6 separate regions of the Homo sapiens genome follow, and regions 2, 3, 4, 5 and 6 are each linked to region 1. The links are chromatin contacts, found by Hi-C or POLR2A ChIA-PET in ENCODE. All regions are on one chromosome and are shown on one strand. The core of a region is the stretch at or near the end of the contact, and the rest is flanking DNA. Distances in the headings are between cores, read along the strand shown. Region 1 holds the start of KDM6A (lysine demethylase 6A). Region 2 holds the start of LINC02595 (long intergenic non-protein coding RNA 2595). Region 3 holds the start of NDP-AS1 (NDP antisense RNA 1). Region 4 holds the start of LINC01204 (long intergenic non-protein coding RNA 1204). Region 5 overlaps EFHC2 (EF-hand domain containing 2). Region 6 holds the start of EFHC2 (EF-hand domain containing 2).

Region 1 (5,232 bases), core at 1,790-4,289:
AAGCACATATTACAGAAGGTTTTATTTTAATGTTAAGGCTGATGAATCTTGTCCTAAGCAGGTAGGACACCTCACAAGCACTGAGTCTGAAGCAGTGAAGATTTTTTTTTCTTTAGTTTAACAAACTGCTTAATCGTTCATCAAATTACCCCATATATCATGAAGGCCCCAAACATAGTGAAGCTTCACTAGTTTTTCATTTTTAAGATGTATTCAAACATCAAGTAATGCACAACTTGCCAAGAATATTTGAAAATGGTTACTTTTTTAAAATTTAAACTCGTTAGTGCATAACTGCAGGGTTTAATATTACAATCCGAAATCCAATGTTAAGCACTATTCGCAGTGAATCTATATGAATATGAGCATTCTAAGACATAAAATCAACTAGCATTTTACACATTCTCAACATAAAACATCAGATTCCATTTATTTTTTCATCACCATAACCAAAAGCAATCGATTTGGCCAAACTTTTCCACGTGAATTATCTTTGCAAGCAATTTTATTAACCCATGTTAGACCAACAATAATCCCTCCAAAACAAAATAATGCTCTTTTAATTTAAATCATGTTTAATCTTTTATAATGACAACTTTGACAGCAGTCAAATATTTTTAAATAAAATACTTTAAATACTCAAATTGGAAAAAAAAAAAAAAACTTTAAGGCAGGAGACCAACAATTACTGACGCTTAAATCTTTCCAGAGCTAGTCACTGTTCATTTTTACAGCAATAATTGTAATGAAGCCAATTAATACCTACGTAGTCAAAGTTTAATTCAAGTTTTCTGTATCGGTCAAAGGGGCCGGGCTTACTGAAAAGCATTATTTCCATTTAGTTTTCTGATTATATGCAATATAACACCTTATAATTACTTTGAAATAAAAACAAATGTGTAATTACAGATAAAAAGGAATTGATGACTCTGCGAAACCAAGCTACAGACAAAAATTCAGAACAACAAAAAAATCAACTTAAGAATAAAATGTTAGACTTATTTCAAACTTGCGTCTCAACTGCAACAATAAAGCTAGGTGTCAAATGCAAAGCTATGATTTCAGCTAGAAAAGAAAATGTCTAACGGATACAACACCCATAGCACACACTCCAACTTTCACGGTCCCAATTACGAAGAAAGTATTCAAATACCATTGCAATCAGATTTTGGTCAGGAAATATAAACTGATGCATACAGATTGAGACTCCAGCCTTTGTTCAATAGCTTACAGATGGATAACTAAATGTGCTACAGGTTGATAAGCATTTACCAGGCTTATGCATGCTGCTTCCAAGCTTATGAAAGGTATAAGAATTCTATATGCAAATAATCTTGGGTAATTTTTTTTAAACACCACTGAGCTACACACTCCGAAGGAAAGGCTTATTCACGGCTACTATTTATTTCCATGTTTACCTCTACACCCTCCCCCTAACCCCCCCCTTCACTTTCTCCTCCCACCCTGTCCCGCCATCTTGGGCCGATAGGAGCAGCCATTACTTAACTAAATGACAGTGCCAACAACTTTCCACACAAATAAAAAAAGACTACACCCCGAATCCTCCCCAGCCTCCCCTGTCAGACACACAGGAAATGAGGCTCCAGGAAGAGAACACGTTTACAAATAACTACGGTATTTCTATGCCAAAAAGACCCAAAAAGTAAACAAGTCACCTAACTTCAGGTAACACACACTGCAATCGAGATACATGTCAACAGCCCAATGCAAACTCTTCACCGACCTAAACTCCGTGAAACTTCCCCCTTCTGGGAGCGGGGACACAAGAAAGCCTAAAACATTTGGTTAGCAGTAGGCATCACGAACAGCCTGCTTGAAGGAAAAGAATTTTTTTAAACCCGTAGAGGCAAGTTAAGTCCGAAATTTGGGAAAATCTGAACACACTCACGATCCCTTGACCCTAAACAGGCACCTCGAAGATCATCGGCCTACCCTCAAAAAGCTGTAAAATAGCAGGCAGTTGTGTCGACCCAGTTGAGCCCGGCCCCAAAGCGATCCCGTCTCTGTTCCTCCAGCTACAAGAGGAAAAGAGCGATTTCGCAAGGGAGCAAGCAGGGTACCCGGGGGTGGGGGGAGAGCAGAGGCAGGAAATAGTTTCCGGAAGCCCCTCGACCATCGTCCGTGGCCACAATGAGCACAGACCCGGCCGCGGGGCCCGGGGCGAGCGCGGCGCCGGCCAGGGAGACGGTGTCCGCGCTCCGACTCGCAGCTGCCTTACCTTGCCCAGTAGGGCCTTCGTCCTGGCGCCATCTTCATGAAATCTCACGAACCCAAAGAGGCGGCTGTGGAGACAGACACAGTTTACTCGTTAACGCTCAGGGAACGCCACCGACCCGTCCCTGCCCGAGCCCGAGGCCCCAGCGGAGGCGGCGCGAAGAGCGCCAAACCGAGGTGCCCGCCCCGCCGCCGCCAGAGACAAGCCGCGCTCGGTCCTCCCGGGAGAGCGGCTACTGCCCGTCCGGAGCCGACCGGGCGAGTGACGGCGGCCCGTACCTGTCCAGTCCGCCGAGCGCCTCCCTCTCCTCGGCTGTCAGGCTGGGGGACGCCTCCTCGCTCTCGCCGCTCGCTTTTCCCGCCGCCATTTTCTTTTCCTCATCACCGAAAGCGGCGGCGGCAGCGGCGGCGGTAGCGAGCGACACTCCGCAGGATTTCATGGAAACGCAGCGAATTCACAACTCCAACGCCGACACCCCCCCTCGGACCGGGGCCCGCAGTGACGCCCCCAATCTGCGCGCGGGACCAGCACACCAACTTTATCGCCGCCTCCTCCTCCGCCGCGGGCGGCGGCGACGAAAAATCCCAACGCGGCGGCGGTGAAGGCGGCGGCGGCGGCGGCAGGGGCTGCGGAGCCCCCGGGTCGGCAGCGGCGGCTTTCGGCTGTAGGGTCACATCGCGGGGTTGGGCAGGGGGCAGCCACAGGCGGGGACGGCGGGAACGGCCGGAGCGCGCGGGGCTGGGGAGCACTGAGGGGATTCGTTGGAGACACAAACTTCCCCGGCACCAGCACAAAGTTGTTGTAATTGTGTCACACAGCGAACCCCACGCCGCCGCCGTGACCCCCCCTCCCCGCCCGGCTGGCGCCACCAATCGGCGCGGCCCGCACGCCTCACGTGACCTTTGTTGACTCACGTCAGCCGTGGCTCCACTTAACTTGCTAGCTGCCCGAGCCCCGCCCACCGAGGCCGCCACCGAGATGGGAGCGGGACGCAGGCCAATTCTAGCCGGTGGTTGGCTGCTGGGCGCGTCTGTCGGGGGAAGGGTTGTCACCGAGAGGGAGCTTCCTGTTAGGTTGTGCTGGTTAAATACACTGGGGCAGAGAATGGAGGGTCCGGGCCGTGTCACCTCGGGAACCGCGGCGGGCTCTGGAGGGGGAGGGGAGTGGTGGGGAAGGGCGAGGTCCGGCACCGCCCGCGGCGGGCGCGAGCGGCGGGCGAAGACGCCAAGGACGGCATTTGCCTGCCCGCGAGCTCTGGGATGTGCCCAGACCGCGGCTCCGGCCGTCCCGCGCGCGCTCCAGGGGTCCCGGGACCCCACAGGGCCTGGTACAGGTCGCGTAGCCGGGAGGCGGCGCACGGCCCTCGACCTCTGCCCTCCGAAGAAGGCTCAGACTTTTGGCACTGCTGGAAATAATGGCCTCCGCGAGGAGGGCGCTCGGGGAGCGGCTGCCGGTCCCGTGCCCCGCGGTCCGGGTGCCGCCCTAGGCCAGACCTGCGCTGGCAGCCCCGATCACCTCACCCGCGCCGAAAGTGAAGGGGGAAGGGCTCCCCTGACCCCCGCCCATACGCCCCAGGCCGGAGGGAATGAAGAGTCGCCCGCGGGGCCTGGCTTGCCGACCATGGCTCCCCACCGCCAAAGGTCTGTCTGTTGGCGGCACTTTGGGGCCAGATTTTCGTGCTGTGTTTACCCTGTGTCTTATCAGTAGTTCATTACAGTCTTACAAGAAAAAGCAATGAGAAATTGTGAAGCGGGATCTGCAGAATGTTGGGTTCTATTGCCATGATTTCAGTGGAGCCTTCTTACAAAAGTAGGGGCTGCTTGTGGACAGACCTGAGAGAAGACATAATTAAATCATCACAGCTGGTGGCCCAAGAAATCCTTTCTATCCCCCAAAACCTGCAGGTTTGTAACCCCTAGACAACAGTAACATTTTGTTGTTCTGTCTCTCAGGTGCAGGGGAAAGGCTTTAGTCTGACTTTTAATCTTTACTATAGGTGAAAAAAAAATAGGCCTTTCGACTACTCTTCTCAAAAGGCAAATTTATTTACTAAGCTGTATGTCTTATAACAGGGATAGGAAAAAATTGATAGACATATAAGGACAAGATTCTGTTTATAAACGGAGTTTTTTATATTTTCAATAGGTTTTCCACCTGTAACCAATAAAAATTATATATTTAAACTTGGATTTCAAAATATGACGAAGACAATTCAGTGCTGACCCAGTAATTCCTACCAGTATTCAGCGGGAAGCTATGGGAATCCCAACTGATTTTGCACACAGTTTTAAATTGTTCCCCTGAGACTAGTAACTAGACGAACAAACTGTAGTTTTGTATAGATTATAGTTCATGTTTAATTACTTCCTCTGAAACACCTTTCCCTTTATGATACTCCATTTTGCTTGAATGAGTGTGTACAAAGGGCCAAATCTTTTCTACGGCTAAATTAATACATTGTTAACTTTGTCACAAATGGTGACATTTAAAGCCAAGGAAATTTTGACCCCAGTAACTCGCTCGCACACTCTCTCATACACACACACACACACACACACATACACACACACTTGCACAAGCACAGATAGACATTTTGCTGGTATTTGACTATCTCCCTGAAGTTAGCAGTTCCTGACTCAGGTCCTTTTCAAGGATTATAAGGCTACTCAATCCCGGCCGGGCTCTGTGGCTCACGCCTGCAAAGGGAGGCCGAGGCGGGCGGATCACGAGGTCAGGAGTTGGAGAGCAGCCTGGCCAATGTGGTGAAACCCCACCTCTACTAAAAATACAAAAAACAAAATTAGTCGAGCATGTGGCGCTCGCCTGTAGTCCCAGCTACTCGGGAGACTGAGGCAGAAGAATCGCTTGAACCCGGGAGGTGGAGGTTGCAGTGAGCCATGATTGCACCTCTGCACTCCAACCTGGGGACAGAGTGAGGCTCTGTCTCAAAAAAAAAAAAAAAAAAAAAGGCAGCCAGGCGCTTTGGCTCACGCCTG
Region 2 (5,232 bases), core at 911-3,410, 980 kb before region 1:
ACCAAAGACCTCAAAAGAGACTAAACTTGAAGGACAAAGATGATTGTCAAGTGGGCTATGGATTAGGGTCTGATTTTTTGGTGAGAGTTCAATGAACATAATTTAGACTAAGGTAGATTCAGTAAGGCAGAAAGGAAGAAATGAAGCATGCTTCTGGGGAATAAACGGCAAAGCAAACACACAGAAACTCACTCAAGAAGATGCCAGTGAGCAACTCAGAACCAATATCTGATATATAATTTAAGACCCAAAGGTCACTTAATATCAACTCTATTGCTGCACTCACACACCCAAGGAATCTGGCTAGCAATTGTTTTAGAGCTTGCCTTAGCTGTTTTTATTTCATGCAAGTGTTTCTCTGGAGGCACAAAAAATGTTAAGAGTAAAACTGGATTTATCGAAGGCATTTGCTTGGATTAATTAGGTAATAAAAGCATTTTCAAATTGCTAATTTACTAAGCAGTGTCACCGGAATGCTGAATTACTTTACTTTTATTATGATGATCAAGAGAGATAAATGCAGGCCTAGCCACAAAACCAAAGCAAAGAGAGGCAGGAGTCATTCTTTGCATAATTACTGGCATTTGTCATCCTTTCCTTGAAAAGGGGATCATCAGTTTTTCTAAGGATTGTTTTCTTTGCTTCAGAGTCTTTTCTTCAGAACTGTTTATCATCCACATTGTCCTCATTTACCCAGCAACACATACTGTACTAACGTACTTTCCATTAGTGAATTTAATGAATTTAATTTTGGTTCAAAATGTTAATTAAAGTGTGCCTTTCATTCTTATAAGGATGAAACTTAAAAAACTCTTGGTTCTCAAGTGTTAGGTGAAATTACTAAAAGCAGAGTTGAAAAACAGGGTTAATCAATGTGAAATGTAGTATCATGAGCCTGGGATAGATATTGATAATGAATTATAATTAATTTTCCATCTCTTTTAAGAAAACAAAGGCTCAAAAATCACGGCTTCCATAACTTTGCCTATACTTAGGAGAAATTTTGGAAGAAAAACGTGTAAGAAGAAACAGAAAAGAAGTTTGCCTCAAAGAGAGAAACAAAGAAAAAGCTACCAGACCAGATATTCCCTCATCAGAAAATGAATGAGAATTTTATTATCTCTTGGCTTTAAAAAAAATTCTGTCCTTTGCCAGATCTGAAAATGCTGCCAACCTGGAAGAAAAAGAACCCATTTTTCTAAACAACCTCATTTAGTAATTTCCATGAAATTGACATTTTAGAACTATGACAAAAAGCCAAATTAAAACTCAGGGGTTCCTAATCCCTAAATTCTGAGTCCGTTTTAAGAAATACCTAAAATACACTTTAAAACGAACCAATTAATATAATTACCGTGGGTTTAAATAACACATACACACTGGATTTGTTTCTGTAAAACACAGCTGTTCTGTTATTTACATTTTGCTATTTTTTAAATTAGAAATATGGCTTTATATATTGTACATATATGTAAAGTAACTTTTTAAAAAGAGTGAATCTGTTGTCTTCTGCCATCATTACATTAAAAAAAAAAAAACCCAACCACCCTACAGCCAATTAACTTGGAAATCTTATATTCAAGCTTCTGAATATTACTGCGGTTGTAGCAAGGGAAGCAGCACATCCAGGTAGTTAATGTAGAAGAAACAGGGCACAGGCAGCAACTTGCATCCCCTGGCAATTCACATGGTAATTTCTTCGCTTCCACTCTCAGGCTCACTCCACCTTGCTTCACCAACCCCCCTCCCCCTAAGACACGAGGCACCCTCTGGGCCACGGAAGGTGCCATGCGGGGAGACGCCGGAAGAGCGGGGGCAGAGTGCACGGTTCCCACACCCTTAGCCGCGGGCGGCCGCCGCGGGCCCCAGGAGTGGGGAACCGGTTGGGAGAGCGGGGTTGGGGGCGGACCCCAGGGCCGCACCCCTGGTCCCCCCCATCCCCTTTCTACCGCCACAGACCCAAGAACCCGAAATCTGCGGCACGAGGCGCGGCGCCCGCAGCCCCCGGCTGGGCCCCGGCGGGGATGGGCGGGCAGGGGGCGGAGCGCAGCGCAGCGCGGGGCGGCGGGAAAGGGGCGGAGAGGATAGCTTGGGCTCTGGCGGGCCGCGGGACTGGCAGAACCTGCGGGCGAGGTGGGTGGCTCGCCAGCCGGGACGAAGGGAAATGAGGACCACCGCTCCGGGGCGCGAGTAGGCGCGTGGAGTCCGGGGGCTCAGCCGCCGCGCCTCTTCCTCCTGCAGCTGGAGACTGCAACAGCGGCGGGTGCACCGGCAGCAGCGACGACCCTGCGCGCAGGTGGGCACCCCCGAGCGCGGCGCTCTGCCCGCTCCCCCGGCCACCGCGGGCCGGACGCCCGCTCTTCCAGGCCACTGCGCTTGGGGGCGAGGGCTGGGTAGGTCCAGGGGCAGAAGGAAGGTGCACGGCCCCGTGGTGGGCGCGCTTCTGCGCGCGCGCTGTGGTAGGTGGGAAAGAGGTGCAGAAAAGCTGCCTCCCTTAGGGTTCACTCCCTCGGTTCCACTGTCCCCACCCCACCCCTTCTGAGGAGCTGGGCACACCGGTGGGGCTTTGGAAAACTGCGATCTCCTACCCGCCCCGCAGTATCGGTGGCGTGTGCAGGTTGCCCTTCTCTTCACAGTCCACACCCAGCAACCATCAGGACGCCCCCTGCTCCCGGCCCGAAGACTGTAGGGACCATGGGAGGAGAGAGTGGTGGCTGGACCGGTCGGGGCGTGTGCGCGGAAGGCTGGAGTTGCTTGAGTATTGTCTGCCGGGGCCGGCGCTTGCGTCAGGGTGCTCCCTCGCGCTTTCGGGGGTAGGGAATGGGTTTGCTGAACTTACTCTGAGGGCTGATTCTGCACATGCCCTTGGCGCCTTGTGCATGTTTGGACAAGGGTTTAATGGAGGCACGTGGGAGCAGTATCGATCTCTGGCGGGTCCCCAAAGACCCTCTTGGGATAGTCCAGAGCGTGTTCGGGGTTGAGAGCGAAAGGAGAGTGTTCCGTGTGAATGTGCGTCCTAGGGAGGAGGAGGACAGTGTCTCAAGGAGACTTGATTTTCTTTTATTTGCTGCAATTCCGTAAACCAAATCATGCTTTCGAGGCGTTAAAGTAAATTACTGGTAAGTGGGGCGGATCTCTGCTGGGGATAAAGAAGCTCCCGGGTTTGCGGGGTAGCGGGCCTGGCTGGCGTGCACGCTCGGTGGCTTTTGGCGCTGTCTCGCCTAGGTAGTGGGGGTGGAGGTGGTGGTGCTTGTGTCTTTGGCTTAAGGTGCTGGAGCCGGGCTTACTTGTCCTAGGTAGACTGTGGGACTTGGAGGAGGTAAAAAAGCTTCGCGGCGCGGTTATTCGCAATTAACTCCAGAAATCTCAGTGTGTGTCTGTCGGTCGGTCTCTCTCTGTCTCTTTCTCTCTCTCTCTCTCTCTGTCTCTGTCTCTCTCTCTCTCTCTCTCTCACACACACACACACACACACACACACACACACACACACTCGCACGTCTCATGGCTGCTTGGATTTGCCGATAGTTGTTCATGAATTTTTATTCCTGTTTGTTCATTTCCTGACTTTTTTTTTTTTTTTTTTTTGGAAAAAGGACCTACCTGTATTAAAATCCGTGGGGTTTCAGAAAGACCCTTCCGCAGTCATTCATATTCAAATCAAGGATAGGGCATTTTGATGAAAATACCCCACCAAACTGCTGTTTGGATTGGACAAAACTGTAGTTCAGGTTAGAATTACTGTTATTTTAAATAGACATCTTACAACCTTGTGGTAAAGTAACCTTAGCCTGAATCGCCCCTGATCTTTCTTTGTGTCAATTTACAGAATTCTGAATTACAGATGAACAAAGCGGTGAAGTTTTCTTTTAATTTTAAACGACAGGTCTTGAAATGGCTGTAAGTTGAGTTCTGCGACTCCATCTCTTTAATGATCGGCTCAGAGTGGTGTATAGTTGATGATCTGAGACTTACATATGTTTCAATTTCTAATCAAATAATTTATCATACCATTGGGGAGAAGGACGCCTTAGGAATTTTCAACACAGAGGAGAAAGAACATTTTTGTCTTTTGGAGCAAATGTTTTGCCACTTTTTCCCCAGATGTCCCCGTTAGATGCCTAGAAAAGATGCATTGTTGACGAATAATACATGATTTATTTCTCTTTTATGTCTACAGGTGGCAGTGTAGAAGCCAGACCGGGAGCTTCCAGAAGTGGTTTCTGAAAGAGTCAAATGTACATGAGTAAGCAAGCACAGGAATCTGAAAAACCACAGGTATGTAGGACAATTAATCCACCTATCTAGCTTTATAATTATTGCATTCCAGTAGTACTAACCCATTTGCTCTTATGTTCAATATTTTGACACTTATATAAATTTCTATGAAGTGAAATGTATTTTGAGGTAACCTCCGAGGAGAAGCAGGGTCTAATCTATTTCTGACAATGTATTTAAATAAAAATTCTGCATGTCATTATATTACATGACTTTTTACTGTTCTAAAAGAGTTGTTTTTCCATTGTGACCATGTGGCTTTGCATTTAACCAGTTGTTTGATATCTGCTTTTCAAAACACTTTTCCTGAAACTACATAAAACTGCCAATTGTTCTGAATAATTTCATTTGAGATAATGTTAACAGAGTCACCTGCATGAACCAATAACAATATCAGCTTAAAAATTTTTTTTATTTTTTGGCTGGGTGTGGTGGCTCACGCCTGTAATCCCAGCACTTTGGGAGGCCGAGGCGGGCGGATCACGAGGTCAGGAGATCGAGACCATCCTGGCTAACACGGTGAAACCCCGTCTCTACTAAAAATACAAAAAATTAGCCGGGCGTGGTGGCGGGCGCCTGTAGTCCCAGCTACTCGGGAGGCTGAGGCAGGAGAATGGCGTGAACCCGGGAGGTGGAGCTTGGAGTGAGCCAAGATCGCGCCACTGCACTCCAGCCTGGGTAACAGAGTGAGACTTCGTCTCAAAAAAAAAAAAAAATTTTTTTTTTTTTTTTTTTTTTTTTTTGGTGACAGGGTTTGGCTTTGTTACCCAGGTGGAGGGCAGTGGCAGGATCTCAGCTCACTACAACCTCCATCTCCTACATCCTACATCTCCTACATCTCCATCTCACTACAACCTCCCACAACACGCCGGGGTTGTTTTTGTATTTTTTGTAGAGACAGGGTTTTGCCATATTGTCCAGGCTGGTCTTTAACTCCTGGGCTCAAGCGATCTGCCT
Region 3 (5,232 bases), core at 1,735-4,234, 920 kb after region 1:
GAGGTGGCCCCACGTCCTTCAGTGCCTGGAGTTCTTGTCCTTCAGAGTGGGCTGGGGGTGGAGCTGGACATCCTGAAAACTTTTAGTGAGATTGCAATCAGATGAGCTCATTTACAAATGGCCCTACGCTGTTGACTTGGTCATTTTATGGACAGTGCTAATGGCCCAGTCAGTTAGGCCTACGTTTGGTTCACCTGTGTATACATCACTTGGATATTATGTCCCATATCATTGTTGGCCCTTCTGAGTTAAGTTCGTTGGCACAGATTTACTTTGTCCACCCAGACTGAAACTGCACCTCTGAAGACTCCATCACGGAAGGTGACTCTGTGAATAACTGCTTAGTCAACCTAATAGATGATCTAGATGAGAGATTAGCAAATTTAACACTACTCCAAGGTGAGGTATCAAGCAGCTCTTCCCACATACAGGGAGATGGGGGGAGAACAGACTAAGGAAGATCTTGGACTCTCTCTCTCATTAGAGAAATGGGGGTGGGAATTAGGGACTAGCCTGTGTACTACTGACCTATGGCATAGTCTCTCAAAACCCATTTCAGAGCCAGGCACAGTGGTACATGCCTGTAGTCCTGGCTACACAGGAGGCTGAGGCAGGAGGATCCCTTGAGCTCAGGAGTTTAAGGCTGTAGTGTGCTATGATCATGCCTGTGAATAACCACTGCACTGCAGCCTGGACAACATAGCAAGACTCTGTCTCTAAAAACAAAACAAAACAAACAAACAATCATTTCTGATAGTTTACTTTGCCTGTCAAAATGAAGAGCAGGTAGGATAGAATCAAAAGCTTTAAAAAAATCAAAACAGCTTACAGCTGCTATTTTCTCTCTGCCTCTGCGATCATTCAGAGAAAATAAATTCACTGGTCTAGTCCAACTTATTCTTCCCTAAGCCCTGCTGTTTTTTTTTTCTAGTATTTCATATTGCCTTGGTGGTTGCTAAGTGATTGTTGGATTTAGCCCCAGTATATTCTCAGATAACTATGCCAATAATCTATAATTACCAGAATTCATCTTTTCTCCCTTTTGGAAAGATGGACTGGCTATTTTTTTCTTGTAAACCTTGGGTGTTTAATTCTGCCCTACAGGATGATGTCAGAGATAATAGCTGGTGAGTCTTTAATAATAACTGCGAATTCCTACAATATTGTAAGGTAAACGTCAAAAGGTTTCATGCATATATATGTATCTTTTAATCTTTCATTTGAACAGTTTCACTTTTTATGATCTTGCTGTTGGTTCTGGAATTATAGGACAAATTTTTCTTTTCTTTTCTTTTCTTTTTGAGACAGGGCCTTGCTCTGTCACTCATGCTGGAGTACAGTGGCTTGATCATAGCTTCCTGCAGCCTCTAATTCCTGGGTTCAAGTGATCCTCCTGCCTCAGCTGCCAAAGTAGCTGGGACTACAGGTGCACATCACCACGCCTGGTTAACTTTTTATTTTTTTTTTTAGAGACACGGTCATGCTATGTTGCCCAGGCTGGTCTCAAACTCCTGGGGTCAAGTGATCCTCCTGCCTCAGACTCCAAAGTGTTGGGATTATAGGCATGAGACAATACACCTGGCCCAGGGGATTTTTTTCTCCATCACTTAACATGAAATTCACCAAGCAAAACCTCTTACATAACCATGGGACCAATAATCTCAGATTCTCCATTCCCCTCCCCACCTTGATATTAGGATTATGCAGCTTAATGAGTCAAGCTGTCCCACCCTACCCACCTATTACTCCCACTCCCAGGATACCAGGAGTTTTGTATGGGATACATAAATGATCCTTTTTTCCATTCCGTTAAGCTGTATGCAAATTGTGTGTGTGCTTATGTACATTTTTCTGGGGATAACTTTGGTAGTTTTCATCAGATTCTTAAAGGTGTCTGTTTGCTAAAGCCAGATTAAGAGCTACTATAAAGAACACATAGCCTCCGTTATTCCAGCCCAATCTTTGGAAATAGAGATTATCAGAATGGGTACATCCTAATATTTGCCGCAAATGACTCTGAAGATGCGGATGCAATTACATAAATCCCAGGCTCCTTCAACATATAAACCCAGAAGTGTGATTTCAGGGCCCCAGACATGCCCTGTCTCTACTTCATTCTCTTGTCCCAAATTGCAGCACCCAGAATATTTCTTCCTAAGCATTACTCAGGCTATCCTATTTTCTTATTCAGAAACTATATTCCTGTTCTTTAGCTATTTCCTGCACAAATCAATTTCTTTTTTTTTTTTTTTTTTTTGGTAGTCATTTTAATTTACTTCTTGGTTTCAATTTGGATTGACTTTCTGCATTTTGCTACTGGTAGAATTGCAATGCATTGGGCCAGTGGTAGACCACTACCTGTCAGGAGAAATTTCTTTTGTTCTTTGGTTTTTACTCGCACATCACAGTGATGGGCGTCATTCAGTGGTTCTAAACCCTCAGTACACTTAGAAATCACCTAAGAAGCTTTGAAAACCATGAAAGCCTGGTCCCTATCTCCAAGGATTTTAATTCAATCGATCTGAATGAGGCCTGGGTGTTGACTTAAAAAAAATGCAACATGCATTGAGCCACTGGTCTAATCTAGCAGGAATTGGCAACGAGTGTGAGGGTCTTTCAAAAGATGCTGTTTTACCTGGCTAAGGTTGTGGCATGCCCACAGAGTAACCACCTCCTTTTCTTTCCCCAGATGGTGCTCCTGGCCAGGTGCGAGGGGCACTGCAGCCAGGCGTCACGCTCCGAGCCTTTGGTGTCGTTCAGCACTGTCCTCAAGCAACCCTTCCGTTCCTCCTGTCACTGCTGCCGGCCCCAGACTTCCAAGCTGAAGGCACTGCGGCTGCGATGCTCAGGGGGCATGCGACTCACTGCCACCTACCGGTACATCCTCTCCTGTCACTGCGAGGAATGCAATTCCTGAGGCCCGCTGCTGTGTGTGGCTTCTGGATGGGACAACTGTAGAGGCAGTTCGACCAGCCAGGGAAAGACTGGCAAGAAAAGAGTTAAGGCAAAAAAGGATGCAACAATTCTCCCGGGACTCTGCATATTCTAGTAATAAAGACTCTACATGCTTGTTGACAGAGAGAGATACTCTGGGAACTTCTTTGCAGTTCCCATCTCCTTTCTCTGGTACAATTTCTTTTGGTTCATTTTCAGATTCAGGCATTTTCCCCCTTGGCTCTCAATGCTGTTTGGGTTTCCAACAATTCAGCATTAGTGGGAAAAAGTGGGCCCTCATACACAAGCGTGTCAGGCTGTCAGTGTTTGGTGCACGCTGGGGAAGAATTTACTTTGGAAAGTAGAAAAGCCCAGCTTTTCCTGGGACATCTTCTGTTATTGTTGATGTTTTTTTTTACCTTGTCATTTTGGTCTAAGGTTGCCATTGCTGCTAAAGGTTACCGATTTCAAAGTCCAGATACCAAGCATGTGGATATGTTTAGCTACGTTTACTCACAGCCAGCGAACTGACATTAAAATAACTAACAAACAGATTCTTTTATGTGATGCTGGAACTCTTGACAGCTATAATTATTATTCAGAAATGACTTTTTGAAAGTAAAAGCAGCATAAAGAATTTGTCACAGGAAGGCTGTCTCAGATAAATTATGGTAAAATTTTGTAAGGGAGCAGACTTTTAAAGACTTGCACAAATACGGATCCTGCACTGACTCTGGAAAAGGCATATATGTACTAGTGGCATGGAGAATGCACCATACTCATGCATGCAAATTAGACAACCAAGTATGAATCTATTTGTGGGTGTGCTATAGCTTTAGCCGTGTCACGGGCATCATTCTCTAATATCCACTTGTCCATGTGAAACATGTTGCCAAAATGGTGGCCTGGCTTGTCTTCTGAACGTTTGGTTCAAATGTGTTTTGGTCCTGGAGGCTCAAATTTTGAGTTATTCCCACGTTTTGAAATAAAAAGAGTATATTCAAAATTTTGACTGTTTAAGTATTTTTTTCCTACTTGATATCCTACTATCATGTGGACTAGAACATACATGTAGCTAGTGCTTGAGCATCTCCTATGATATAGTAAAAGAGTCAAAAAAAAAAAAAAGGAGACAGAAATGGGGTTCCAGAATGCATTGTGGGAACATTTTTTTGAAATCAATGTAACAAGGTGTTGAGGGCTTATTAAATTTGACTCTGAGTTTTAGATTTTAGCCCATTGAATAAACACAAAATCTAATGCATTTTGGCTTCCTTGGAAGCTATGGAATGAAACAGAGGAGTCCCCTCCTTTTTAATTTCTTCACTTTTCTCAGAAGAAAATAAATATCCATAAGTGAAGTTGGAAGAACCAGCAGAAGGACAAATAGTTAACAACATTTCTGTGCCATTGACTGTGCAGTGCTCAGGATCGAATGATATTACTGGGCATTACAAGAATACTCATGATGTTAGCACAGTGCTATGTCCCTCTTAGGTATCTCAATACAAATCCAGACTTGGCAATTCAGTTTCCAGGGCAACCTTGTCCTGGTTAACTAGAGATGATATTAACTCCCCCACTGTTAGTACAGCCAACCTGTGAATTACTTTTCCAGTAGAGATAATGGTTTTGAACACTCTTTGGCACAGCTTTCACACATTCTTAAGAAAGCCAGCAGGGTTATACTTGTATTCATGGCTTTGAAACAGAATGAAACTAATGCTATTAAATCTTGACCTTGATCTTAATCTCTGTGGTGACACAGCCAGCCAGTCTCCTAAATTGGAGGTTCTCCTCATTCTGAAGGCAAATGCGAAATGGCAGTTTGGACCATTACATGAAGAATTTTGTCATAAATGGAATTAAATTTAATACTGAAAGTTAAATGGTTATAATTTTTAACTGATAATGAAAGTATTAACTGTTGGTCACATTTATGACTGTTCTTTCATGTTGCTAATCAAAAAGTGAAAAATAATACTTCCAGCCTTAAAAAGTATTTTCTGGGCCTTAAAAACTCAATTTTCTTTGAGAATCTATAATCTATACCCTAAACTCTAGTCTTTATTTCCTTCTACCAATTTGGGACTACAGGGGGCAGTTATATGACTCATATCTTCCAAATTCTCTGGAAGCCATAGAAAATAGTCCCTTCAAATCCCATTACATGGTCTATTGACAAAGTTTCCCCCATGGAAATGAGCAGAATATACTTGGAGCATTAAAGAATCACAGGACAGTGGCCTTGGAAGAACTATTAGAAAGCATACATCCTCTTCTCTCCTTAAATACATG
Region 4 (5,232 bases), core at 986-3,485, 630 kb before region 1:
AGCCGAGATCGTGCCACTGCACTCCAGCCTGGGCGACAGAGCGAGACTCCATCTCAAAAAAAAAAAAAAAAAAAAAAGAACATGGATACTGTTCTATTCTCTAATGAGGGCATATTGTCCAGAGCCAGAGATAGGAACTAGAGTATTTCTCTGCCCTGATTTCCAGGAAAGGTGAACAACAACAGGGCTAATTATCTGGAGCTAAAGAAGAATTCTTTAGGATTTACAGGCAGAAGATTCATCTTGAAAAGACCTATTTCCATAATAGATTTTGCTTTATAAATGCCTTTTCAAAGGTTGCTATTTGACAGGAAAAGCTTTCAGCTTTCTTCTTCTTTTTTTTTCAGGCTTGTGACCTCTCACCTACTTTGAATGATTCACTCAGTCTATTCACTGCCCAGGAATGTTGGCTTTGGCAAAGAACCACAAGTCTCTTAAAATAAACACAACTGGGCTTTCATCTCATAGCGATCGCTGCTGGCTGCATATTTCACACACTGTATGGCAGGATATGTTAAATTAAAATCATAATCTCCCCAGTGAAATCTAGGGCCTGGTTAAGCCACTCGAGAATTACTCATGCATTAACTTCCAATGAAGAATATGAGTAATATCTTCAGCCATTAACTCTCCCAGGTAGTGGTCTCATCCTCTCCCAATTATCCTAACCCACAGTAAATTAAACCCATCCAGAAGAATGTCATTTGGAAAGGAAGAAGTCAATGCCAATGCTGTTTCAAATATGTAGGTCCTGGAGAGGTGAGCTTGAACTACCTTGTCAGTTCTCTCAATCATATCTCAAAGTTTAACTTAAATTTTGCTAAATCAATACACCCAATCCATATGGATTAACAATATGCTCAACATTGTGTTAAATGTTTTGAGTAGTTCAAAGAATATATGACACTGAGCCTTTAGCAGCTTAAGGTCTTCTAGGTGACGAACAAGATTAACACATCGAGAAAATAGTAACAGAGGCCAGGTACAAGACAGTGGTAAAGTGGAGAAAGCAAAGGCTTTTCTCAAGTGAGGTTCAGGGCCTGACTTCTCTCAACTGTGACTGCAGGGTAAATCTTTGGGCTTACATAGTATCTCAGTCCTAACTTTTAAAATGGAGGATGTTATACTAACTGGATTGACTTCACAGAGTAGTTGTAATGTTTAAATAAAATAAAGAAGATAAAATTGCAATGTACAATACCACTTTTTATAGCCTGTGATAAAACAAGTGGAACAACTTAAGAAATAAGTCCAAGAAGGTTATTTGTCTTCTGGGGTTGCCTTTAAATGGTAGTGAACAGATAAGACACAGGGCTATAAACTTCTTGAGGACCAAGGCCAAGGCCATTCCTTTTTGACTTTAAATGTTGTTCATACCCTGCTTAGTGTCAGGCACATAGTAAGTGCCTAATATATTTTTGTTAAGTGAATGAATAAATGAATTCTGAAGTGCAGTTAAATTAAATTTGTGTATATTACAGTAACACAAGAGGCCCTCCTTTGGGGCTTCCCAGAGTTTTCTCCTCATTTATATTACCTGAAGAATTTAAGAGAAGTAAAATCCTAATGCTTTACAAGAGCTTTTGCCCTGTGGGCTTTCTTGAGTGATTGCTAACAACGTATCCCTGGACACCACTGAAATGAGCTTTTCTGGGCCCATCCAAAACACAGCCACAGAAAAGTGTTTGTAAGGCCCCCCTGCCCCAAATCCATAATGGGAAGATATTATGAAGAGCCCTTTGTGCTTCAGTTTAGCCCAGTGGCTAAAACAAGACTGAAAATGCACTAAGCTACGAGTGGCTGAAGATATACACCCCACTGTATAAAAACAAAATGAAAGAACAATATCTGTCTGCAAAGAGGCTCATCACCCAGTTCATGGGCACATGCCCCAGGAAGTCACAGAGAGAGGAGCATTGGCCCATCATGCATGAGATTCACTACGTTGCTTCAGAAAACAACAACAACAAAATACTTACAGTATTAAAACTGCTATTTTTCCTTCTCATAAATGAAATCTTCATGAAATGTGGTATTTCCTCTAAACCATGACAAAGGGAAACAGATATACACCATGTAGGAAATGACAGACTTTGGAGAAACAGGAAAACATAAAGTACCTTAGAATGGAATGAATTTCTGATAAGGAAGCATTACCTTCATCAAATGAAACACAAAGCAGCAAGTCTTTTCCCCAGCAACAAGCAAGCTAAAATGTGGGCACTCCCTGGGGTGACATTGTGTTATGATGATCTTGCCCTATGGGAGAGCTCACAGCACAAGCAGGCACTTGTGAATCACACTGTGGTCGGAACAGAGGCTCAGAGAAACATGTTTATCTTCCCCACTTTCCTACTTGTGTGCATCTTGCACCTGTCTCTGTACATATGGGGTTGATTCTTCTCTTGTTTATTGGGTTTGGGGACTTAACATCCCTGTGTGTGTATTTATGTCTTTCCCATTTCTGCAATGAGGTTGTAAGATCAAGATTTTTGTTCTTCATTCTCTAAATTTCTATAGTACTGTTCTACATCTAGTACTATCAATGAAAGTACTGTAAGATAGAGGAATCATCCTATCAGTTTGGATCCCAATAGAAAACAGAATTCAACTCAGAAAGTTCAAATGAAGAAACTTAAAGAGACCACAACTGGGTTATAAGAACAAATAAGAGGCTCCCTCTCCCTCTCCCTCTCCCTTGTCTCCATCTCCCGCTTTCCACGGTCTTCCCCTCTCCCTCCTCTCCATCTCCCGCTTTCCACGGTCTCCCTCTGTTCCCGAGGCTAGACTGTGCTGCCGCGATCTCGGCTCACTGCAACCTCCCTGCCTGATTCTCCTGCCTCAGCCTGCCGAGTGCCTGGGATTGCAGGCACGCGCCACCACGCCTGACTGGTTTTTGTATTTTTTGGTGGAGACGGGGTTTCCCCGTGTTGGCCGGGCTGGTCTCCAGCTCCTGACCTCGAGTGATCTGCCCCCCTCGGCCTCCCCAGGTGCCGGGATTGCAGACGGAGTCTCGCTCACTCAGTGCTCAATGTTGCCCAGGCTGGAGTGCAGTGGCGTGATCTCGGCTGCTACAACCTCCACCTCCCAGCCGCCTGCCTTGGCCTCCCAAAGTGCTGAGATTGAAGCCTCTGACCGGCCGCCACCCCGTCTAGGAAGTGAGGAGTGTCTCTGCCTGGCGGCCCATCGTCTGGGATGTGAGGTGCCCCTCTGCCTGGCCACCCAGTCTGGGAAGTGAGGAGCGCCTCTTCCCAGCCGCCACCCCATCTAGGAAGTGAGGAGCGTCTCTGCCTGGCCGCCCATCTGGGATGTGAGGAGCCCCTCTGCCCGGCGGCCCAGTCTGGGAAGTGAGGAGCGCATCTTCCCGGCCGTCATCCTGTCTAGGAAGTGAGGAGCGTCTCTGCCTGGCCACCCATCATCTGGGATGTGGGGAGTGCCTCTGCCCGGCCGCCCCGTCTGGGATGTGAGGAGAGCCTCTGCCCGGCCGCCCCCTCTGGGAGGTGAGGAGCACCTCTACCCGGCCGCCACCCCGTCTGGGAGGTGAGGAGCACCTCTGCCCGGCCGCCACCCAGTCTGGGAAGTGAGGAGCGCCTCTGCCCAGCCACCTCGTCTGAGAAGTGAGGAGCCCCTCCACCCAGCAGCCGCCCAGTCTGGGAAGTGAGGAGCGTCTCCGCCCGGCCGCCCGGTCTGGGAGGTGGGGAGTGCCCCTGCCCAGCAGCCACCTGGTCTGGGAGGTGGGGGGCGCCCCCCCGGCCACCCCTTCTGGGAGGTGGGGGGCCCCTCTGCCAGGCTGCCACGTCTGGGAAGTGAGGGGCCCCTCTGCCCGGCCGCCACCCCATCTGGGAGGTGTACCCAACAGCTCATTGAGAACGGACCATGATGACGATGGCGGTTTTGTCGAAAAGAAAAGGGGGAAATGTGGGGAAAAGAAAGAGAGATCAGATTGTTACTGTGTCTGTGTAGAAAGAAGTTGACATAGGAGACACCATTTTGTTCTGTACTAAGAAAAATTCTTCTGCCTTGGGATGCTGTTAATCTATAACCTTACCCCCAACCCCGTGCTCTCTGAAACATGTGCTGTGTCCACTCAGGGTTAAATGGCTTAAGGGCGGTGCAAGATGTGCTTTGTTAAACAGATGCTTGAAGGCAGCATGCTCCTTAAGAGTCATCACCACTCCCTAATCTCAAGTACCCAGGGTCACAAACACTGCGGAAGGCCGCAGGGTCCTCTGCCTAGGAAAACCAGAGACCTTTGTTCACATGTTTATCTACTGACCTTCTCTCCACTATTGTCCTATGTCCCTGCCAAATCCCCCTCTCCGAGAAACACCCAAGAATGATCAATAAATACTAAAAAAATTAAAAAAAAAAAAGAACAAATAAGAGGGTTGAGGCACACAGAGACTAGCACAGCAGGAAGCCTTTACCATCTGAAAGCCTGAGGAGAACACAGGAAAAAACAGAGCCCCTTGTAAGCTGTCACATAGAGGAGGGAAGGGGGTGCACAATGGTGCTATAGTCATAGAAGATCTCAGCTGCTGTCTGAGAAGGAAGGGGTGGAAAGAAATACTTCTACCTGTTTTCCTTTTGTCCTATCTCATGCCTGTGCCTCTGTTGATTGAGCTCAACTAAAGGTGTGGTGGTAAGGAAGTCTGGTGATGCAGTCCATGGGGATCCTCCTCCAAGATCACAGAGCAGGACAGAGAAGGGCAAAGAATGGTATGGGACAGGAACGGAGGAGTGGTAACAGAGAATAACCCTCAGACCAGGGAAGACATCAGCACTTAGCCATGCCCACAACAGTGTCCTGAGTGTAGTAGGGCTCAAGAACTATTTATTCTATGGCAGTCCTCAAAGATAAGCAAGACAATATAGAGGGTTGATGGAACACTGCCATCTATGTGCTCTTTGTTGTTGCTTTTAATTTTCTGTGCTAGTAGTTTTCCTAACACTTGTTACCTTATCTAGAACTGTTCTTTGCTATTTATCCTGATTCTCCCCGTCACCTCCCCACCACCACTGAGAATAAACACAGGCAGTGAGACTGTAAACAGGTTGGTTAACCTTCTGGACCCAAGTTCTGTCTCTAACAATGTGGGGTGTGGACCAGATGCCTGCGGCTTTCTTCCAATCATAAAATGAAACATAAATAAATAAATATCAGTCTTTGCTCCTAACATTGTTAGTGGGGGAAAAAGGAAAAAAATAGGAAGGGAGAGATGAAAATAAATG
Region 5 (5,232 bases), core at 800-3,299, 620 kb after region 1:
TTTGTCTTTTTTGATCTTTGTTGGTTTAAAGTCTGTTTTATCAGAGACTAGGATAGAAACCCCTGCTTTTTTTTGCTTTCCATTTTTTTGGTAAATATTCCTCCCTCCCTTTATTTTGAGCTTATGTGTGTCTTTGCATGTGAGATGGGTCTCCTGAATACAGCACACTGATGTGTCTTGACCCTTTATCCAATTTGCCAGTCTGTGTCTTTTAATTGGGACATTTAGCCTGTTTACATTTAAGGTTAATATTGTTATGTGTGAATTTGATCCTGTCATTATGATGCTAGCTGATTATTTTGCCCATTAATTGATGCAGTTTCTTCATAGCATCAATGGTCTTTATAATTTGGTATGTTTTTGCAGCAGCTGGTACTGATTTTTCCTTTCCACATTTAGTGCTTCCTTCAGGAGCTCTTGTAAGGCAGGCCTGGTGATGACAAAATCTTTCAGCATTTGCTTATCTGTAAAGGATTTTATTTCCCCCTTGCTTGTGAAGCTTAGTTTGGCTGGATATGAAATTCTGGGTTGAAAATTCTTTTCTTTAAGGATGTTGAATATTGGCCCCCACTCTCTTGTGGCTTGTAGGGTTTCTGCAGAGAGGTCTCCTGTTAGTCTGATGGGCTTCCCTTTGTGGGTAACCCGACCTTTCTCTCTGGCTGCCCTTGACACTTTTTCCTTCATTTCAACCTTGGTGAATCTGACAATTATGTGTCTTGGGGTTGCTCTTCTTGAGAAGTATCTTTGTGGTTTCCTCTGTATTTCCTAAATTTGAATGTTGGCCTGTCTTGCTAGGTTGGGGAAGTTCTCCTGGATAATATGCTGAAGTGTGTTTTCCAACTTGGTTCCATTCTCCCTATCACTTTCAGGTACACCAATCAAACGTACGTTTGGTCTTTTCACATAGTCCCGTATTTCTTGGAGGCTTTGTTTGTTCCTTTTCATTCTTTCTTCTCTAATCTTGTCTTCACGCTTTATTTCATTAAGTTGATCTTCCATCTCTGATATCCTTTCTTCTGCTTAATCGATTCAGCTATTGATACTTGTGTATGCTTCACAAAGCTCTCGTGCTGTGTTTTTCAGCTCCATCAGGTCATTTATGTTCTTCTCTAAACTGGTTATTCTAGTTAGCAATTCCTCTAACCTTTTTTCAAGGTTCTTAGCTTCCTTGCATTGGGTTAAAACATGCTCCTTTAGCTCAGAGGAGTTAGTTATTACCCACCTTCTGAAGCCTACTTCTGTCAATTCATCAAACTCATTCTCCGTCCAGTTTTGTTCTCTTGCTGGCGAGGAGTTGTGATCCTTCGGAGGAGAAGAGGTGTTCTGGTTTTTTGGAATTTTCAGCCTTTTTGTGCTGGTTTTTCTTCATCTTTGTGGATTTATCTACCTTTGGTCTTTGATGTTGTTGACCTTCGGATGGAGTTTTCATTTGGACATCCTTTTTGTTGATGTTGATGCTATTCCTTTCTGTTTGTTAGTTTTCCTTCTAATAGTCAGGCTTCTCTGCTGCAGGTCTGCTGGAGTTTCCTGGAAGTCCAATCCAGACCTTGTTTGCCTTGGTATCACCAGTGGAGGCTGCAGAACAGCAAAGATTGCTACCTGTTCCTTCCTCTGGAAGCTTCGTCCCAGAGGGGCACCCTCCAGATGCCAGTCGGAGGTCTCCTTTAAGAGGTGTCAACCCCTGCTGGGAGGTGTCTCCTAGCAGGAGGCACAGGGGTCAGGGACACACTTGAGGAGGCAATCTGTCCTTTAGCAGAGCTCGAGCACTGTGCTGGGAGGTCTGCTGCTCTCTTTAGAGCTGGCAGGAGGAACGTTTAAGTCTGCTGAAGCTGTGCCCACAGCCACCCCTTCCCCCATGTTCTGTGTCCCAGGAAGATGGGAGTTTTATCTATAAGCCTGTGACTGGGGCTGCTGCCTTTCTTTCATAGATGCCTTACCCAGAGAGGAGGAATCTAGAGAGGTAGTCTGGCTACAAAATCATTGCTGAGCTGTGGTGGACTCCGCCCAGTTACAACTTCCTGGCAGCTTTGTTTACACTGTGAGGGGAAAACCGCCTACACAAGCCTCAGTAATGGGGGACGCCCCTCCCCCCACCAAGCTCCAGCGTCCCAGATCGACTTCAGACTGCTGTGCTGGCAGCGAGAATTTCAAGCCATCGGTCTTAGCTTGCTGGGGGGATCCACTGAGCTAGACCACTTGGCTCCCTGGCTTCCACCTCCTTTCCAGGGGAGTGAGCAGTTCTGTCTCACTGGTGTTCCAGGCGCCACTGGGGTATGAAAAAAAAAAAAAACTGCAGCTAGCTTGGTGTCTGCCCAAACAGCTGCCCAGTTTTGTGCTTGAAACCTAGGGCCCTGGTGGTGTAGGCACTTGAGGGAATCTCCTGGTCTGAGGGTTGCAAAGACCATGGGAAAAGCATAGTATCTGGGCCAGAGTACACTGTTCCTCACAGCACGGTCCCTCACGGCTTCCCTTGGCTAGGGGAGGGAGTTCCCTGACCCCTTGTGCTTCCCGGGTGAGGCGATGCCCCACCCTGCTTCAGCTCGCCCTCCGTGGGCTGCACCTACTGTCTAAGCAGTCCCAATGAGATGAGCCGGATACCTCAGTTGGAAATGCAGAAATCACCCTCCTTTTGCATTGATCTCGCTGGGAGCTGCAGACCAGAGCTGTTCCTATTCGGCCATCTTGCCAGCCACCCCCAGAAAAAGATCTTTTGTGCCAGGAATTGAGAATAAATACCAAGAACAGCTAAGAAATGTTTTAAATAATTTCCTTTCAGAGTAGGAACATCATTTTAGCATTTATTCCCTCAGGGAGAAAATTCTTCAATAAATATAGTAATCTTTGGGAAATTAGGAGTTTAATAAGAGGCTTCTATATTGACTTTCATACATTTACTTCTGCAGTGTTTGCTGTCTTGAACTGTAAAGTTAAAATTAAACAATTTAACTTAGACTGAAAAGAATCCCATATATTATCAATAATGCTTTTCTTAGAGGCCTCATAATGCCAAAGAAACATTTTTCAATCAATTGAAATAGTGGTCCCATAATTTCATTTAAATATCAGAGATAAGACTGAAGAGTCTTTGGAAAGCCATCATGTCTCCCCACTGTCTTGGGTTAAGACTGCACCTAGACTGCCCTCGACAGATAGAAATTTCAAAAATTTACAAAAAGATTGTATAACCTGATTTGGGATAACATCTCCCTTGTCAGTGTGCACTTCCTTATATAACAGTCCTATTTGGTTACATCAGATGAAATGGGGGCAGTTTAACTCCACGACAGGGCTGCGAAAGTGCAAATAGAGGGAAGAGTTGCATCAAGAAGACTATGGAACTAACTAGTGGTTCCTGGGACAGAGGACAGCCGAGGCAGAGGCTCTGCAGACCTTAAGACCTTCTCCATTTGCTGTGCTCCTGTTTCTCCGGGGCATTCTTATCCTTGATACCTAAAGCTTTTTGAGCTGAAATAAAACAGTGAATATATTTCTTCCCTTTTACCTTCACAAAAATCTTTGAATGAGTAAGAATTATGAACACATATGAATTTCCCAGTGAAAAGACAAATTATGTATTTGGTTGAGATATAATTAATACGGAGTCAAACATATAAATCTTAAGTATATAGGTCAACAAGTTTTGTAAAATGTGTGCAATTGAGTAACCAACACAAAAATCGAGATGTAGAATATTTTTACCACCTCAGAAAGTTCCTTTCTCCCCATTTCTGGTCAAATTCCCTACCCAGAGGCAATTACTGTTCTGATTTCTGTCACCGTAGATTAGTTTTGTCTGTTCTTAAATAAGAATTTTAAATCTTTTTGAAAAGTCAGTTTTAAAAAATATTAAAGAAGTATAGTTTTTTCTTTTTTTAATCTTTTTTTTTTTTTTTTTTTTTTTTTTTTTTTTTTTTTTTTTTTTTTTTTACAGAGTATTGCTCTGTCACCCAGGCTGGAGTGCAGTGACACAATCTCGGCTCACTGCAACCTCTGCCTCCCAGGTTCAAGGGATCCTCCTGCCTCAGCCTCCTGAGTAGCTGGGATTACTGGCACCTGCCACCGGACCTGGCTAAACTTTTTTGCATTTTTAGTAGAGACAGCCAGGCTGGTCTCAAACTCCTGGCCTCAAGTGATCGACCCACTGTGGCCTCCCAAGGTGCTGAGATTACAGGTGTGAGCCACCCCGCCTGGCCAGAAGTATAGTTTAGTGTATTAATGTTTAATATGAAAAACTTCCTCAAACTTGTTTGTCTCTATTCTTTTTTTTTTTTTTTTTTTTTTTTTTTGAGATGGAGTCTCACTCTGTCGCCCGGGCTGGAGTGCAGTGGCGCGATCTCTGCTCACTGCAAGCTCCACCTACTGGGTTCACACCATTCTCCTGCCTCAGCCTCCCGAGTAGCTGGGACTACAGGTGCCTGCCACCACGCCCGGCTAATTTTTTTGTATTTTTAGTAGAGACGGGGTTTCACCGTGTTAGTCAGGATGGTCTCGATCTCCTGACCTCGTGATCCACCTGCCTCAGCCTCCCAAAGTGCTGGGATTACAGGCGTGAGCCACCGCGCCCGGCCAGTTCTTAAGGTTAAAACTGGTTATAGATGTGTATGTATCTATGTCATAGTTGAAATTAAAAACAAAATCACAGAATAATCTGTAGAAAAATATATCTTTTTTGTTTTCTTTTCTTTTTTTTTTTTTTTTTCGAAATGGAGTCTCACTCTGTTGACCAGGCTGTAGCGCAGTGGTGTGAACATGGCTCACTGCAGCCTTGACCTCCTGGGGTCAAGCAATTCTCCCATCTCAGCCTCCCAAGTAGCTGGGACTACAGGCGTGTGACACCACATCTGCCTAATTTTTTTTTTTTTTTAAGAGTTGTGTTTTTGCCATGTTGCCCAGGCTGGTCTTGAACTCCTGAACTCAAGCAGTCTTCCCGCCTTGGCCTCCCAAAATGCTGGGATTACAGGCATCAGCCACCATGCCTGACCAAAAATATATCTTTATATATTTGTCACTTGATTGTGTATATCTTAGAAGTGATTATGCAAACCCTGCAACTATTATTGACATTTTCTCCATTTGCAGGTTGTAGAACACGTAGAGCCCTTACGTCCCTACGAATCCCTCGACACCCTGAAACAGTTCCTCCAGTATCATGGCAAGATTTTGTGTTTCTTCTGCCTGTGGGATGACTCAGTCTCAATGTTTGGAGACCGTAGAGAACTCATCCTGCATTAC
Region 6 (5,232 bases), core at 990-3,489, 530 kb after region 1:
CACTTATTCAGATGATTATCCAAAATTATATAATTTGGTAATACCTATTGTTGAAAGGATGAACGGGGAAGGGGACTTTCTTAATTGGTTTATCTGTCTGTAGATCATCTAGCAAAATCTAGTAAAGATGAAGCCATGCACTCAGATATGTACGTAATTCCATCTTTCAGTATGTGCCCTAGATCATTGCCAAAGGAACAGGCAGAGTCGCTCACTGCAGCATTGTTGGTAACTAGTGGAAAATTGGAAACAATCTAATTGTCATCAACAGATGAGAGCAGATAGTTAAACAATTTGTGGTATAATCATACAATGCGTTTAAAATTAATGAACACTACATGTGTCAATGTGTAGAAATCTCAATAACAGAATTTTATTATTATTATTTTCAAGACAGAGTCTTGCTCTGTTGCCCAGGCTGGAGTGCAGTGGAGCAATCTCAGCTCACTGCAACCTCAGCCTCCCCGGTTCAAACGATTCTCCTGCCTCAGCCTCCCAGTAGCATATTAATATTCTACTAATATTTTTAGTAGAAACGGGGTTTCACTATGTTGGCCAGGCTGGTCTCGACCTCCTGACCTCTTGATCCGCCTGCCTCGGCCTCCCAAAGTGCTGGGATTACAGGCATGAGCCACCGCGCCTGGCCTCAATAACAGAATCAGGCAAAAAAAGCAAGTAGCAGAAATTTAGAGTGTAAAATTTATAAACACAGAAGCAATAATGGATATTGTTGATGAATAAAAAAGGAGATACAGTCCCTGCCCTGGAGGTATTTGGGGGCATTTAAAGAAATGTCAAGTAAACAGGTAATTACAATGTAGTAGGATGAAAGCCACGATCAGAATAGACACCAAATACAGATGGAGGCGGCAGGAAGAAGGTGAAAGAATATATTGAAGAAATGGCAATACCTTCTATGCCCCACTCCCACGCTGGCCTCAAGTCCTGAAAGACAAGAAGGGGTTACTTATGTGAAAGATAGGAAGGAAGGGTGTTTCTAGACGATAGTGTTATTTGCAAAAGCCCCAAGAGGAGAAACCGCAGAGCCTGATTTAGAAACTGCCAGTGGTTTCTCAGAGCTGGAGTAGATGGAGGAGGGGGCAAAGAAAGGGATGGAGGGCATTGGTAGGTGCCCTCTGACAAAAGCTCCTCAGACCAGGCTATAAGGAGTTTCACCACCTTCTGAAGGCGGCGGGAAGGCTAGATTATTGAAGCAGAAGAGTAACAGCTGCACCATGAATTATAAAAACGACGGCTCTGGAGGCAAGATCAGTTAGTTTTTTGTGTGTGTTTGTTTTTCTTTTTAAAGAAGAAAACCAGGCAAGAAACAATGGGATCGCAGCTGAAATAGACGAGGTGGTGACTGAGAGAGAGCATCGAGTCCAACCTTTAGGGCTTCAGGGAGGGATTAGACGTAGGTGTCGGGAGAGGAGGTTCCTGGCCCGGCTATCTTGGGGTGAACGATGGAGTGACAGGGGTTGCGATTTGTGACACCTGACTCCGCCCCGGCCACCCCTGATTGGGCCTTACAAACGTTTAGTTCAAATACAAAAATGGGCCGGACACGGTGGCTCATACCTGTAATCCCAGCACTTTGGGAGGCAGAGGCGGGAGGGCTGCTTGAGCCCAGGAGTTCGAGATCGGCCTGGGCAACATAGTGAGACCTTGTCTTAAAACAACAAACAAACAAACAAACAACAAATATAAAAATATCCAGAAGAAAAACTGAAGGCGGTGGTTACCATTACAACGCGTTTTCGTCAGGGTATATGTGGCTTTAGATTCATCTTGAACGTTTTAATTACAAAATAAAAGCTGATGTCTATGCAACATAGGAAAATATCGACTTGTGTAACATCTCAGTGAGCACACGGGCGTCATATTACTTTCTGTACTTTGCTGTGTGTTTGAACCACATAGCAAAAAACTGTTGGCGACAAGAATTGGAAAAGCAAGAAAGTACAAGAAAGGCTTTGAGTTCTATAAGGGGGTTAAACCAGAAAGCGGCGGGGGCAGGGAACAGTCAATCTTTGTGTGTGCACACTGCGTGTGCAGAGAGAAGACTCCTCAGGAGACCAGGACCTGGCTGAGTGTGTGCGGGGATGAAGCGGGTGGAGGGGAACTGGGGCTGGGGAGGAGGTACGCGCCGCGGAGGTGTCCCCCGCCCCCCACGATCCTTCTCGCCAACCCCCCGCCCCTCCTCCCTCCGTGACGCCGCTTCCCGTCTCCAGGCAACGTGGGGGCCAAACAACACGGCCGGGAGGCGCCGCTGCCTGCCGGGCCCTCTCTTCTGGGACCCTGGATTTTCGGACACTGAGCGCCATGGCCCTGCCTCTGCTGCCGGGCAACAGCTTCAACCGCAACGTGAGTAGGAAGGGCGTCCGAGGTCACAGCTCCCGGCTGGAGTCTGGGGTCCAGGCAGGGTCGTGGCGTGGCCACCTCCGCAGACTCTCCTGGAGGCCCCATGCTGCTGCCCTGGGTTGGTGGCAACTTGGACCAAACTTTATAGGCTGCTTCTCCCATCTCTCCAGCTGCATCTGAATGTTTTTCCTAATTTAGAAATATATAGAGAGAGTCCTTATAGGTGGCAGGACCCTCAAAGGTAACAAATAATAGTGACGATAACCATTGGGGGTTTAATGTGTGCCAGGCGCTGTGCTTTAATCACCTTATGCAGCATCCAGTGTCCCAACAGCCCTTTGAATTAGGTAGTTTTTATTCCCAGTTACTATTGAGGAAACTGAGGCACAGAACCACACAGTCTCAGTGGTGAAGCTGGGTTTCTTTCAAGCAACCTTGTCTCCACAGCTCAGGAGCCTAATCATTATCCCCAGTATCCTGTGTGAAAAAAGATACCGTTTCAATTATCAAATTGAAGAAATCTGGCACTTATCAAGAGGGGTAGGTGGCAGATAAGAGTTCTATCAGCCTGTAAAGTTTACTCCCAAACTTTATAGAGACAGGCACCCAAACTTGGAGGGATTTTTTTTTTCTCTATTTATAATTGGGAGGGGTTCATTTCTTTTTTTTTTTTTGAGACGGAGTCTCGCTCTGTCGCCCAGGCTGGAGTGCAGTGACCCGATCTCGGCTCACTGCAACCTCCACCTCCCAGGTTCAAGCGATTCTCCTGCCTCAGCCTCCCGAGTAGCTGGGATTACAGGCGCCCGCCACCACACCGGCTAATTTTTGTATTTTTAGTAAAGATGGGGTTTCACCATGTTGGCCAGGCTGGCCTCGGACTCCTGACCTCAAGTGATCTGCCCGCCTCGGTCTCCCAAAGTGCTGGGATTACAGGCTGAGCCACTGCGCCTGTCCTGGAGGGGTTCATTTCAAAAGAAGATGAACGTACAGAACAAAGCAACACAACACAAAAAACCCTGAGCATGAAAGAACTTTTGCCAATAAATAGCACCTCATTTAAACGACAGCAGGAAAATGATTCAGGCTTTTGTTTATACTGGTTACTACCCTTCACTTGGGTCAGCCATCTGTGTCTGCAGGAGAAGCTAATTCCCAATTAGATGGGAGGGAATTAGATGGAGCCACTCAAGGCAATTGTGTAAACCTTTGATAACTTTAGAAAGCAGGCAGCAGATTGAAGTATTTGGCTTTATGGTTTCCAAACACTGTCTGTATCTAAGTTGTTGGCCCTGAAGTACAAGTTTTTTCTTTGTAGCTTCACGCCATTGAATTCTGACCCCTACACGTCTGGTCAGTCCAACTTTGAACACTGATTTGTGCATTTCTTGGTTGATGGGCAGAGGCTGGCCTTCCAGCATAGCATTGCCCTTTGGTAAGTTTAAGCCAGTCACGCAAACAAGAAAGGCCCCTGAGAGACGGGACATGAAAACAGATTCCAGAAGTAAAGAAGCATGCTGTGTAAAAGTAATTTTAATAAAAAATGAAAGTAAAGCCTACAGCTTTTTGCCCAGCAACACTCTGATTACCAGTGCCTGCCTCCTGCAGAAGTATCATAGCTCTCACGTGCAGTGATTAAGGATGGGAAGGAAAAACAGTGGATGGATGAAATATTAATAAATCTGCAAGGTTCTGCGTATATTTTTGCTTTTTAAAAAACTTTAAGATCATGAAGTACAACACATATACAGAAAGATGCACAATGGATGATCACAAAATGAATATCAAGAAATTAAATATGGGGGCTGGGCGCAGTGGCTCACGCCTGTAATCCCAGCACTTTGGGAAGCAGAGATGGGAGGATCCCTTGAGCCCAGGAGTTCGAGACCAGCCTGGGCAATATAGTAAGACCTCATCTCTACAAAAGATTGAAAAAATTAGCCAAGCGTGGTGGCACATGCCTGTAGTCCCAGCTACTCAGGAGGCTGAGGTGGGAGAATCATTTGAGCCTGGGAGGTCGAGGCTGCAGTGAGCCATGATTGCATTACTGCACTCCAGCCTGGGCAACAGAGCCAGACCCTGTCTCAAAAAAATAAATAAAATAAAATATGACCTGTTCTCCAAAAATACCACCCTTGACTGGGGTTGCCAGATTTAGCGAATAAAAATACATATCTCAAATACTGCATGGAACCTGTTTATGGGAAAGGATTATTTATTGTTTACCAAATTTAACTGAGAATCTTGTATTTTATGTGACAACTCTACCTATGAACCTTTCTGTTCATTACCCCATCTCTACTCTCCAGATATAACCACTGTTCTGGCTCCTATCACTATAATTAGGTTTTGCTTGCCTTTGAACCTTTTATCAATGGAAATGTTTGGTGTTTATTCTTTTGTGACTGGCTTTTTTAGCTCAACAGTATGTTCGTTAGATTTGTCCATGTGGCTGTCTATAGAGGTAGTTTGTACATTTTTATTACTCTGTAGTATTGCATTGTATGTTTTTCACATCATTTATATATACATTTTACTCTTGATAAATATTTGGCTTGTTTGGGGTTGTTAAGAATAGTTTTACTGTGACTATTTTTGTTCATGTTTTTTGGTAGGATTGCTAGATCATACAGTATTCGTATGTTCAGCTGTAGTAGATGCTGTCAAAGTGATTATACTACTTAAATTCCCAACAGCATTTTATGTTCCTGTTGCTCCACATTCTTTCTAACACTTGGTATTGTTAGTCTTTTAAATTTTAGATATTTTGGTTGGTGGGTATAGCAACTCTTTGTAGTTATAATCTGTACTTCCTGATTCCTAATGAAATTGAGCATGTTTTACACGTTTGTTGGTCATTTGTATGACCATTTA

What was found. A loop is a pair of places that touch in the nucleus more often than their neighbours do. ChIA-PET counts read pairs that join two places held with the same protein, here RNA polymerase II (POLR2A). Pooled maps may share reads with other maps.
Region 2: a map of naive thymus-derived CD4-positive, alpha-beta T cell shows a loop between it and region 1 (9-fold over the local background). The contact joins the promoter of LINC02595 here to the promoter of KDM6A in region 1. A Hi-C loop is called at or near these places in 1 of 168 maps with a recorded cell type or tissue (naive thymus-derived CD4-positive, alpha-beta T cell) and 7 of 50 pooled maps. POLR2A ChIA-PET finds 5 or more read pairs at or near these places in 1 of 52 experiments (BJ).
Region 3: a map of IMR-90 shows a loop between it and region 1 (4-fold over the local background). The contact joins the promoter of NDP-AS1 here to the promoter of KDM6A in region 1. A Hi-C loop is called at or near these places in 5 of 168 maps with a recorded cell type or tissue (IMR-90, MCF 10A, chondrocyte and 2 more) and 19 of 50 pooled maps. POLR2A ChIA-PET finds 5 or more read pairs at or near these places in 2 of 52 experiments (HEK293 and MCF 10A).
Region 4: a map of esophagus muscularis mucosa shows a loop between it and region 1 (5-fold over the local background). The contact joins the promoter of LINC01204 here to the promoter of KDM6A in region 1. A Hi-C loop is called at or near these places in 3 of 168 maps with a recorded cell type or tissue (ascending aorta, esophagus muscularis mucosa and gastrocnemius medialis) and 9 of 50 pooled maps. POLR2A ChIA-PET finds 5 or more read pairs at or near these places in 1 of 52 experiments (WTC11).
Region 5: a map of CD4-positive, alpha-beta T cell shows a loop between it and region 1 (8-fold over the local background). The contact joins the enhancer-like site here to the promoter of KDM6A in region 1. A Hi-C loop is called at or near these places in 3 of 168 maps with a recorded cell type or tissue (CD4-positive, alpha-beta T cell, CD4-positive, alpha-beta memory T cell and naive thymus-derived CD4-positive, alpha-beta T cell) and 10 of 50 pooled maps. POLR2A ChIA-PET finds 5 or more read pairs at or near these places in 3 of 52 experiments (SK-N-SH, WTC11 and naive thymus-derived CD4-positive, alpha-beta T cell).
Region 6: a loop to region 1 is called in a map of naive thymus-derived CD4-positive, alpha-beta T cell, with 8 times the contacts of the local background. The contact joins the promoter of EFHC2 here to the promoter of KDM6A in region 1. A Hi-C loop is called at or near these places in 1 of 168 maps with a recorded cell type or tissue (naive thymus-derived CD4-positive, alpha-beta T cell) and 8 of 50 pooled maps. POLR2A ChIA-PET finds 5 or more read pairs at or near these places in 4 of 52 experiments (HEK293, K562, Panc1 and 1 more).

Annotation. Positions count from the first base shown.
Region 1 is chrX:44,870,995-44,876,226 of GRCh38, reverse strand. It overlaps KDM6A (lysine demethylase 6A), which reads right to left and starts at 3,039. Exons shown (of 30, transcript NM_001291415.2): 1 at 2,515-3,039; 2 at 2,240-2,303. The coding sequence starts at 2,675. RefSeq lists silencers at 2,040-2,139, 2,150-2,229, 2,270-2,529, 2,870-3,099, 3,350-3,849.
Region 2 is chrX:45,848,418-45,853,649 of GRCh38, reverse strand. LINC02595 (long intergenic non-protein coding RNA 2595) reads left to right here and starts at 2,160. Exons shown (of 3, transcript NR_125365.1): 1 at 2,160-2,296; 2 at 4,178-4,275.
Region 3 is chrX:43,947,484-43,952,715 of GRCh38, reverse strand. NDP-AS1 (NDP antisense RNA 1) reads right to left here and starts at 2,984. Exons shown (of 6, transcript NR_046631.1): 1 at 2,636-2,984. It overlaps NDP (norrin cystine knot growth factor NDP), which reads left to right. Exons shown (of 3, transcript NM_000266.4): 3 at 2,690-3,940. The coding sequence ends at 2,917. RefSeq lists enhancers at 2,273-2,789, 2,790-3,307.
Region 4 is chrX:45,502,391-45,507,622 of GRCh38, reverse strand. LINC01204 (long intergenic non-protein coding RNA 1204) reads right to left here and starts at 2,235. Exons shown (of 4, transcript NR_104644.1): 1 at 2,158-2,235. RefSeq lists an enhancer at 1-1,129.
Region 5 is chrX:44,250,293-44,255,524 of GRCh38, reverse strand. It overlaps EFHC2 (EF-hand domain containing 2), which reads left to right. Exons shown (of 15, transcript NM_025184.4): 5 at 5,080-5,232. Among named protein-coding and RNA genes, the nearest start is that of EFHC2, 91 kb to the left of the region's middle. RefSeq lists enhancers at 1,207-2,059, 2,060-2,913. Within about 2 kb of position 2,049, at least 14 of the 41 ENCODE cell types and tissues checked have a DNase peak (open chromatin) inside an H3K27ac peak, as active enhancers do; they include CD4-positive, alpha-beta T cell, where a contact is called at or near this core.
Region 6 is chrX:44,340,679-44,345,910 of GRCh38, reverse strand. EFHC2 (EF-hand domain containing 2) reads left to right here and starts at 2,239. Exons shown (of 15, transcript NM_025184.4): 1 at 2,239-2,364. The coding sequence starts at 2,323.